Regions from separate parts of the Homo sapiens genome. Here region 2 is linked to region 1. A link is an interaction called in ENCODE POLR2A ChIA-PET data of the cell type or tissue named here. Cell type or tissue: CD4-positive, alpha-beta T cell. All regions are shown on one strand. Links, peaks and the distances in the headings refer to the core of each region. The heading gives the core; the rest is flanking DNA.

Region 1 (4,394 bases), core at 311-4,310:
TATGATAGCCCCCCTCCCCTCACAAACTCAAAAGAATACAGTCTGCAAAAATTAACTAACGTCTGTATAGACAAGATATCCGAAGTTGTTCTAATAAAGCTAAATCAGGGCCCTTGACAAGTTTTTAGAAGTAAAGCTACCTTACCCAACAAGCCTGAGTTCTGGCCAAATTCAAAAGGGCAAAATTTAATGTGAAATACAAAGGAAGGAAACCAGGAAGAAGTTTTTAACAGGGAGAGGATTACTTCATTTTGTCAAATAAATTATTGAAGTAATCTTTCCAAGGTAGAGTCTTTGCAGAGAAGCTAGTATACACTTATATTTACTGTATCAACCATCACTAGACCAAGGTGGTCGATGTGACACTAATAAATAACTATACCAAGTACGCTGAAATATTTTCTACAAAATTCAAGACTGGCATTAAACTCCTTAAGAAAATATTTCTCACTGGCAAGATCTGTTTTATAAATATAATTAGTTCTCCAAAGGTTTTTCTCTTTCTAGTTTATTCCATGTGCCCGGACTCCCTGTTCAAAACAAAAACGAATAAGCAAAAAAAACCAAAAACAAAACAAAACAAAAAAAACAAGTCAGTTCAAACATGACTGGGCAACCACAAACCTAATGGAAGGTTTCTGCCAGCTTTATTCTGGTCATATCTTGTCTGTAACATTAAACCTAAAGTTCTGGAAGACTTTTTTTTTTTTTTTTTTTGAGACAGAGTCTTGTTCTGTTGCCCAGGCTGGGTGCAGTGGCACCATCTCGGCTCACTGCAACCTACACCTCCCGGGTTAAGTGATTCTCCTGCCTCAGCCTCCGAGTAGCTGGAATTACAGGGGGATGACACCATGCCCAGCTAATTTTTTTATTTTTAGTAGAGACAAGGACAGGGCTTCACCATGTTGGCCAGGCTAGTCTTGAACTCCTGACCTCAAGTGATCCACCAGCCTCGGCCTCCCCAAAGTGCTGGGATTACAGGCGTGAGCCGCCACGCTGAGCCTCCTGAAGATTTAAGGAAAAAAAAAATCGTTCTAGAAATACTGGTCAGAAAGTATTTGAGATGGTCAGGGAAAAGAATAAGACTTAAAAAACAAAAGAAGGGCCAGGTGTGGCAGCTCACACCTGTAATCCCAACAATCTGGGAGGCCGAGGCGGCAGGATTGCTAAAGCCTTTGAGTTTGAGACCAGCCTGGACAACATAGTGAGATCTCGTCTCTAATAAAAATAAAAATTATAATAAAATAAAATAAGAAGTACTGGGACACATGGCTATTCAGCTGGTAACTTTGTCATGGATAAGCAAATAATACTCCTTAATCACACAAAAAAACATAATGTTGAGTGAAAGAAGCCAAACAGAAATGAAAGAGTACAGGCCGGGCGCAGTGGCTCACGCCTGTAATCCTAGCACTTTGGGAGGCCAAGGCAGGCAGATCACCTGAGGTTGGGAGTTCAAGACCAGCCTGACCAACATGGAGAAACCCCATCTCTACTAAAAACACAAAAAATTAGCCAAGTGTGGTGGTGCATGCCTGTAATCCCAGCTACTCGAGAGGCTGAGGCAGGAGAATCGCTTGAACCCGGGAGGTGGAGGTTGCCGTGAGCCAAGACTGTGCCATTGCACTCCAGCCTGGGCAACAAGAGTGAAACTTTGTCACAAAACAACAACAACAACAACAAAAGAATGAAAGAGTACAAACTCTACTGTTCCATTCATATAAGGCACAAAATTAGGCAAAATAAATCTATGGTGTAAAAAGTCAAGAGGTGGTTTCCTGTGAAGGGGGCGGCTCCTTGTTTCTTCGATCTGGGAGGTGGTTACAATAGCGTTCCTTTTGTGAAAATGTCAAGCTGTACACATGATTTGAGCACTTTTTCCATATGTATTTAGGCTAAATGTCAACAAAATAGTTTACATTTAGAAAATAAAAGTCCTAATATTGCTCTAGGTATTCTCCTAGAATCTCCTTGAACAACAGCCAGATGCTAATATCAGCTAACACTTCACAGCATCTCTCCTCTCTTTCCCTCTGCACAGTTCTTCAACCTGTCTCTCTCTACTACCCATTTGCTCCAGCAACACTCCTCAGGTCCTAGAGCAGTCCAAATTCATCCCTACTTCATGGGGCCTTTATCTGGCTGCATCTTCCATCTAAGATGTACTCCTTCCCCCTTCAAAGGGCGAGCTCCTTATCCTTGGACACCAGGTCTCCCTTCCACCCCACTGGTCTCTTCAGCACTTTGACTCCTTTACAGTACACTTCACAATTTGTAATTCTGTTTCTTTCTTTCCTCACTAGAAGGTAAGTGGTAATATTTAGAGAAGTAACTTACTCAACAACTAATCTTTTTACAACACTTGCTGTGTTAGGCAATGTGCTTTTAGATGCAAAGTAGGCAGTGTCTCTGCTCTCATGGAACTTAAAGTCACAAACACAACTAATAAGTGATAGAGCCAAGAGACACATCCAGATCTGACTCTTAAGGGCTTGTCCTCTTAGCCACTTAATTATACTGACACTCTAGCATTAGGACATGGGGGCTGGGGGGGCGAGGGGAAGGCAGGGAACAGCAATATACTTAATAACTGTTCATGTACTAATAGAACTAAGGCTTAGAGAGGTTCAGTAATCTACCCAAAGTAGCACAAATAGACATTTCAGAGGCTAAATACAATCATGACCAAAGGCACAGAGATGCTAAAGCAGTGTTCAAGGAACAAAAGAACCCAGTTGGCCTAGGTAGGGCAAAGGGGAAACACAGGCAATAAGGCTAGAGAAGTTTGTAAGAAACACTATGCCTTGGTAAAAACAAAACACAACGAAAAGGCTAGAAGAGTTTAATAAGGACAGTGTGGAGTCAGTCGCTCAATAACTTTTTACTGAGCACCACCTATGTTCCAGAAAGAGTCCTAAACTCTTGAGACACAAGGATGACCAAGTCGTCATAGAGATTACAGTCTATCTGGGGAGGCATACAACTAAAGAAAAATTATAATTCAGGAGGATATGTTACAGTGGGACCGAGCAGAGTGCTATGGGAACACAGAGATGACATCCAATTCAATGTGCAGAGTTCACAAAGAGCTTCTCAGCTAGTGATGTCCAGGCTGAGATAAGAGAGCTTAATAGGATGAGAGGGGCTTGCAAGTAAAGTCCAAAATGGCAGGGGAGTAACAAGAGAGGCCAGCTCAGGAGAGGCTATGTACTTACGAACCATATCAAGAACTTAGAACTTTACACTGAAAGCCTTTTAAGTCAGGTTCACCTATTAGAAAGCTCACTTAAACTGCAGTAGGAAAACTGACTGTAAGGCTGGAGACCAAAAGGAGATCTCTTAAAGGTAGAAGGAAATGAATGTAAATGTGAAGAAGAGAGGCAATGCCAGCTTTGAGATAGAGAACAGAAAAAATATCTGCAAAAGACGTATCTAAAAAAGAACTGTTATCCAAAATATGCAAACCTGGCCGAACACGGTGGCTCACGCCTGTAATCCCAGCACTTTGGGAGGCTGAGGCAGGCAGATCACTTGAGGCCAGGAGTTCACCAGGCTGGCCAACATGGCGAAACCCCGTCTCTACTAAATATACAAAAATTAGCCGAGCACGGTGGGCTCGTTCCTCTAATCTCAGCTACTCAGGAGCTACTCAGCAGGCTGAGCACGAGAACAACTGCTTGAGCCTGGGAGGCGGAGGTTGCAGTTAGCTGAGTTGGCGCCACCGCACTCCAGTCTGGACAAGAGTAAGACTCTGTCTCCAAAAAAACAAACAAAAAAAAAACAAAAACTCACCAATAACAAAACAACCCAACCTAAAAAAAAGAGTCAAAAAGACCTTAACTAACTCCCCACCAAAGAGATATACAGATAACAACTAGCATATGAAATGATGCTCCACATCACATGTCATCACGGAAATGCAAATTTAAAACAGTAAGATACCACTACAGGCCAGGCGCAGTGGCCCACGCCTGTAATCCCACCACTTTGGGAGGCCGAGGTGGGCGAATCACTTGAGGTCAGGAGTTCGAGACTGACCTGGCCAGCATGGCAAAACCCCGTCTCTACTAAAAGTAAAAAGAAAAATTAGCCGGGCGTGGTGGTGTATGCCTCTAATCCCAGCTACTCAGGAGGCTGAGGCAGGAGAAATCACTTGAACCTGGGATGTGGAGGTTGCAATGAGCCGAGATCACGCCATTGCACTCCAGCCTGGGCGACAGAGTGAGACTCCGTCTCAAAAAAAAAAAAAAAAAGAACGGCTAAAATCCAGAACAGTGGTAGCTCCAAATCCGGCCGAGGATACAGAGCAACAGGAACGCTCATTCATTGCTTGTAGGAATGCAAAATGGTACAGCCAATCTGGAAGACAGTTTGGCAATTTCTTACAAAACTAA
Region 2 (4,394 bases), core at 249-4,248, 60 kb before region 1:
GTACTCCCAGGATGTAGTTCTTATTCCTTCGTGGGTGACCCTTACTTCTAGAGCATGATCTTTCTGAGTTCTCACATGAAAATCCAATCAGGTCTTTAGCATCCTGGCTTCTCCTTTCTCCTGGGTTTCTAAAAGACTCACCCTGAATACATTCAACTTAGGAGTTAGTCAACAGCTTGAGGGGGATTTAAGTGCAGATTTTTGAGATCCTTCTTTTTGGTTTCTTCCTTTATTGGGATTTTGCCAATGAAGTCCCAGTTGCTTTGACAACCTCTAATTTTCAGAATTACTTTTGACTAAATGTTTTATGATTCTAAACATACCATCTACTCTGTCAATTCTGAATTATGGTGATACTCAATTCTACCTCAAATCCCAAAGAAAAGAGGGGGAAAAAACAACAAAACTAAGAAGAAACATTGCTTTTGTTTTGTAGCTTTAGGCTTCTACCTATATAATTGACTATTATAAAATCTCATTTGAGTAGGATCTTTAGTAGCCACCTACTTTGACTGTGATTTGATTTATAAATCCCTTCACAACATTCCTCAGTAAACACCATGCTTTGCCTGTTTGACTTGGTTAACAGACATGTCTTTATAAACTTGGCTATCCATTTTCCAGTCTGTAGGAAAAGAGAAGCTGTAAGTTGGAGAAAAGGCTAGTGGTTGGGTGGTGAGTCATAAGCAATAAGATTTGATGTCAGTGATGACAGGCCTGTCCTCTTATGATAGATTCCTTGAGCCCCCTGCTGACCACAAAGCTTTGGCTGGCTAGACCACAAGTCTGTCTCCCTCAATGACAATTTTTGTAGCTCAATATGGATCCTATTTTGTGTGAGTTGCATTTGGAGATTTGTTGTTTATCTGCTGTATTTGCCTTAGGTGGGACAGTGAAATCAACCTAATGTAGTGGAAGGAAGTAGGTATTACATCCTTAATTCCTTGATATACATCCTTTTATTATGTGGTACTCCCGGGATGTGGTTTTTCAGATTTGGAGAAGAATAGTTAAAAAAAAAAAATGCAGAAAGGATCAAAAGCACTTGATTCTCTCGCAGGGACAGCTTCCTGTTTTGGTTGAGGAAGGAGCTGCACTTAAAATAACTAGCATAAAGCATGCTTAGGGCTTGCTTTCCAGACAACCTCAATTTAAAATGCATCAAAAGCCAGGTGTGGTGGCTAACATCTGTAATCCCAGCACTTTGGGAGGCTGAAGAGGGCAGATCACTTGAGGTCAGGAGTTTGAGACCAGCCTGGCCAACATGGTGAAACCCCATCTCTTCTAAAAATACAAAAATTAGCTGGGCGTGGTGGCACACACCTGTAGTCCCAGCTACTTGGGAGGCTGAGATGGGAGGATCATTTGAACCTGGGAGGCGGGGATTGCAGTGAGCCGAGATCACACCACAGCACTCTAGCCTGGGCAACAGAGCAAGACTCTGCCTCAAAAAAAGAAAGAAAATAAAATTCATCAAAATAAAATATTTGAATTTTACAGCACTAGTTCTTTTCATTCATTGACTTTCATTCTCCCACTTTACCACACCTTTAACTATTGGCAAGAATGTGGTGAGTGGGAGAAAGGTATCCTGCCACGTAAGCAAGTATACCTAGAGCCAAGGGGTCAGAGTGTCACAGAGGAGAGCCACATGCTGATGGGCTTGTGTTCGTTCCCACTCACTGACTATGCAAGCGCCTCTTCTCTTAGCCTTTCTCAGGATGCAGTTCTCCAGGAGGAATCAGCCTTCTGTTGGGCTGCTTTCAGAGCTCTTTGTTGTGGCTTCCTGCCATTGACTTTGCAAGCCCTAAGCATGCTTTATGCTAGTTATTTTAAGTGCAGCTCCTTCCTCAACCAAAACAGGAAGCTGGCTCTGCAAGAGAATCAAGTGCTTTTGATCCTTTCAGCTTTTTTTTTTTTTGACTATTCTTCTCCAAATCTGAAACATATCCATTCTCGTCTACGGCCATGAGTGCATTTATGTTAACAGAAAATGCTAAATTTAATGTTTAGAAAGTAACCTCTGTGGCCAGACATGGTGACTAATGCCTGTAATCCTGGCACTTTGGGAGGCCGAGGCAGGCAGATCACTTGAGGCCAGGAGTTCGAGACCAGCCTGGCCAACACAGTGAAACCCTGTCTCTACTAAAAATAGAAAAAATTAGTTGGGCATGGTGGTGGGTGCCTGTAATCTCAGCTACTTGGGAGGGTGAGGCAGGAGAATCACTTGAGCCCAAGAGGTGGAGGTCGCAGTGAGCCAAAAATCAAGCCACTGCACTCTAGCCTGGATGACAGAGCAAGACTCTCTCAAAAAAAATAAAAAGTAACCTCTGTGCTTTGTGTAACTTTTTGCTAAATTCCTGTCTTTGTCTTCTTGGAACAGTCTTCTACTTGTTACAGGATCTTCCTATCTTTTGGATTTTATATTAGTTTTAATATAAAATTAATATAGTTTTATATTATATAGCCCACTGACATGGCTGTTAGCTGACCTCAGTTCCTTGCTGACTTGGCCAGAGCCTTCAGTTTCTTATCTCTGGTAAGAGGTAATGTGTCTCTCCCTAGGGCAAGGCTGTGACAGCTGGCTTCTCCCAGAGGGAATGATGTGTGAGAGAAGCAGGGAGAGTAAGAATCAAGACAAAACTGCAGTCTTTTATACCCATCACTATTGCCATATTCTCTTGGTCACACAGCCCAACCCTGGTATGATATGGGAGGCACTAACTCCATGGGGATGGGATATCTGGGCACCATCTTGAAGGCTAGCTGACACAGATTATTTTTTGTGCGTGTGCCTGTAAGAATTTTTTGGCCAGGCGTGGTGGCTCACGCCTTTAATCCCAGCACTTTGGGAGGGCGAGGTGGGTGGGTCACGAGGTCAGGAGTTCAAGACCAGCCTGGCCAAGATGGTGAAACCCCATCTCTACTGAAATACAAAAATTAGCCAGGCATGGTGGCAGGGGCCTGTAATCTCAACTACTCGGGAGGCTGAGGCAGGAGAATCGCTTGAACTTGGGGGGCGGAGGTTGCAGTGAGCCGAGATCACGCCACTGCACTCTAGCCTGGGCAGCAGAGTAAGACTCTGTCTCAAAAAAAAAAAAAAAAAAAAGAATTTTTCTAAGCCCGCATTGAAGTTTATACTGTAGAATATCCATCAAACTTGAGCTGATTTCTTATCAAAGACCCAGGTTGCACAGATAGGGGTTAGAAGTTTGGATTCGGTTTTGCATTTTCAGTATTTAAAGTCTTGTTTCATCTTGTTCATTCTTACCTTTCCTTTGATTGTATTAGTAGCTCAGGACAAATAAGAATTTATAATTTTCCAAGGAACTAAGGTTGCTGTTGAGGAATATGGGTTTCAGAGACAAGAGTTTAGGCACTGGCTCATTGGTACTAAGCTTCAGGGGTTTGTAGTGTTGTTAGAGCTAATTGGATTTTACAAATAAGCCAAGATTATTAAAAAAAAAAAATAGATCTAGAGAGTAACACTTTCTGTGCTAAATCCATTGCATTTGATGGGATACTAGGCAGTATGCTATGTCCAAACTTCTAAAATCAGGCGGTGGTCTAACGTTGAGGTGAAAATATCATGTTGGTATATACTGCCAATATCATGAAGATATACTAAATATTATTTTCTGAGTCTGACATTTACACTGATTTACTGATTTATCCCTCATCAATATTGGCCTGGTTTAAGAGAGACTTGTTTGCCTGTACAGACCGGGAGGAAGCTTCAATGAAGGCAAAAATCTAACTATAATAGGAGCCAAACATTTGTTATTTGAATTCCAATTGGGGACAGGAAAATAAAATATTATCAAATAATTATAAAGTCATCATTCTGTTAAATGAATCATATAGGAAAATGCATTGACCTTAAAACAGAGTCTGGCTCTGTTACCCGGACTGGAGTGGAGTGGCCTGGTTTCAACTTGCTGCAACCTCCACCTCACGGGCTTAAGCTGTCCTCCCACCTCAGTCCCTAGAGTAGCTGGGACCACAGGTTTTGCCATGTTGCTCAGGCTGTTCTCAAACTCCTGAGCTCAAGAAATCCACCTGTCTCAGCCTCCTGAAGTGCTGGGATTACAGGCGTGAGCCACCGCGCCCGGCCTGCAGTGACCTTTGGTTGTCATTGTTATACATTATCAAAACAAACTCAAGTTACAAGAGTATTAAAGCAATACTTAATGGTTTTAAAAAAAATATTACAAAAGGTCTCTGCATTTTAACTACTCATCTAAATAATTGTCTAGGAATATTTTCTGAATCTCTAATACAGGAAATGAGATTTATTAATACATAAAACCCACTGAAAACAGGGGTGCAAACTTTCTTGTCTGGTACTAAAGATGGATTCCTATGTTTTGGGCCCTTGTTTATACCAGTTTATT

What was found. ChIA-PET counts read pairs that join two places held together with the same protein. Peaks named below come from ENCODE experiments on the same cell type or tissue, not always from the same donor. Only the 100,000 strongest peaks of a DNase experiment are listed, where the experiment ranks them.
Region 2: POLR2A ChIA-PET joins it to region 1 with 5 read pairs; 11 of 35 experiments call an interaction of 5 or more read pairs at or near these places.

The regions. Positions count from the first base shown.
Region 1 is chr16:48,376,693-48,381,086 of GRCh38, forward strand. The region is part of intron 1 of SIAH1 (siah E3 ubiquitin protein ligase 1); the gene reads right to left. Among named protein-coding and RNA genes, the nearest start is that of SIAH1, 6.5 kb to the right of the region's middle. RefSeq lists an enhancer at 1,110-1,611. In CD4-positive, alpha-beta T cell, for the core only: no CTCF peak of the experiment used is centred there; no DNase peak of the experiment used is centred there.
Region 2 is chr16:48,317,071-48,321,464 of GRCh38, forward strand. All of the region lies in intron 11 of LONP2 (lon peptidase 2, peroxisomal), which reads left to right. Among named protein-coding and RNA genes, the nearest start is that of SIAH1, 66 kb to the right of the region's middle. RefSeq lists an enhancer at 2,131-2,753. In CD4-positive, alpha-beta T cell, for the core only: no CTCF peak of the experiment used is centred there; DNase peaks (open chromatin) are centred at 721 and 1,811; H3K4me3 peaks cover 723 bases; H3K27ac peaks cover 917 bases.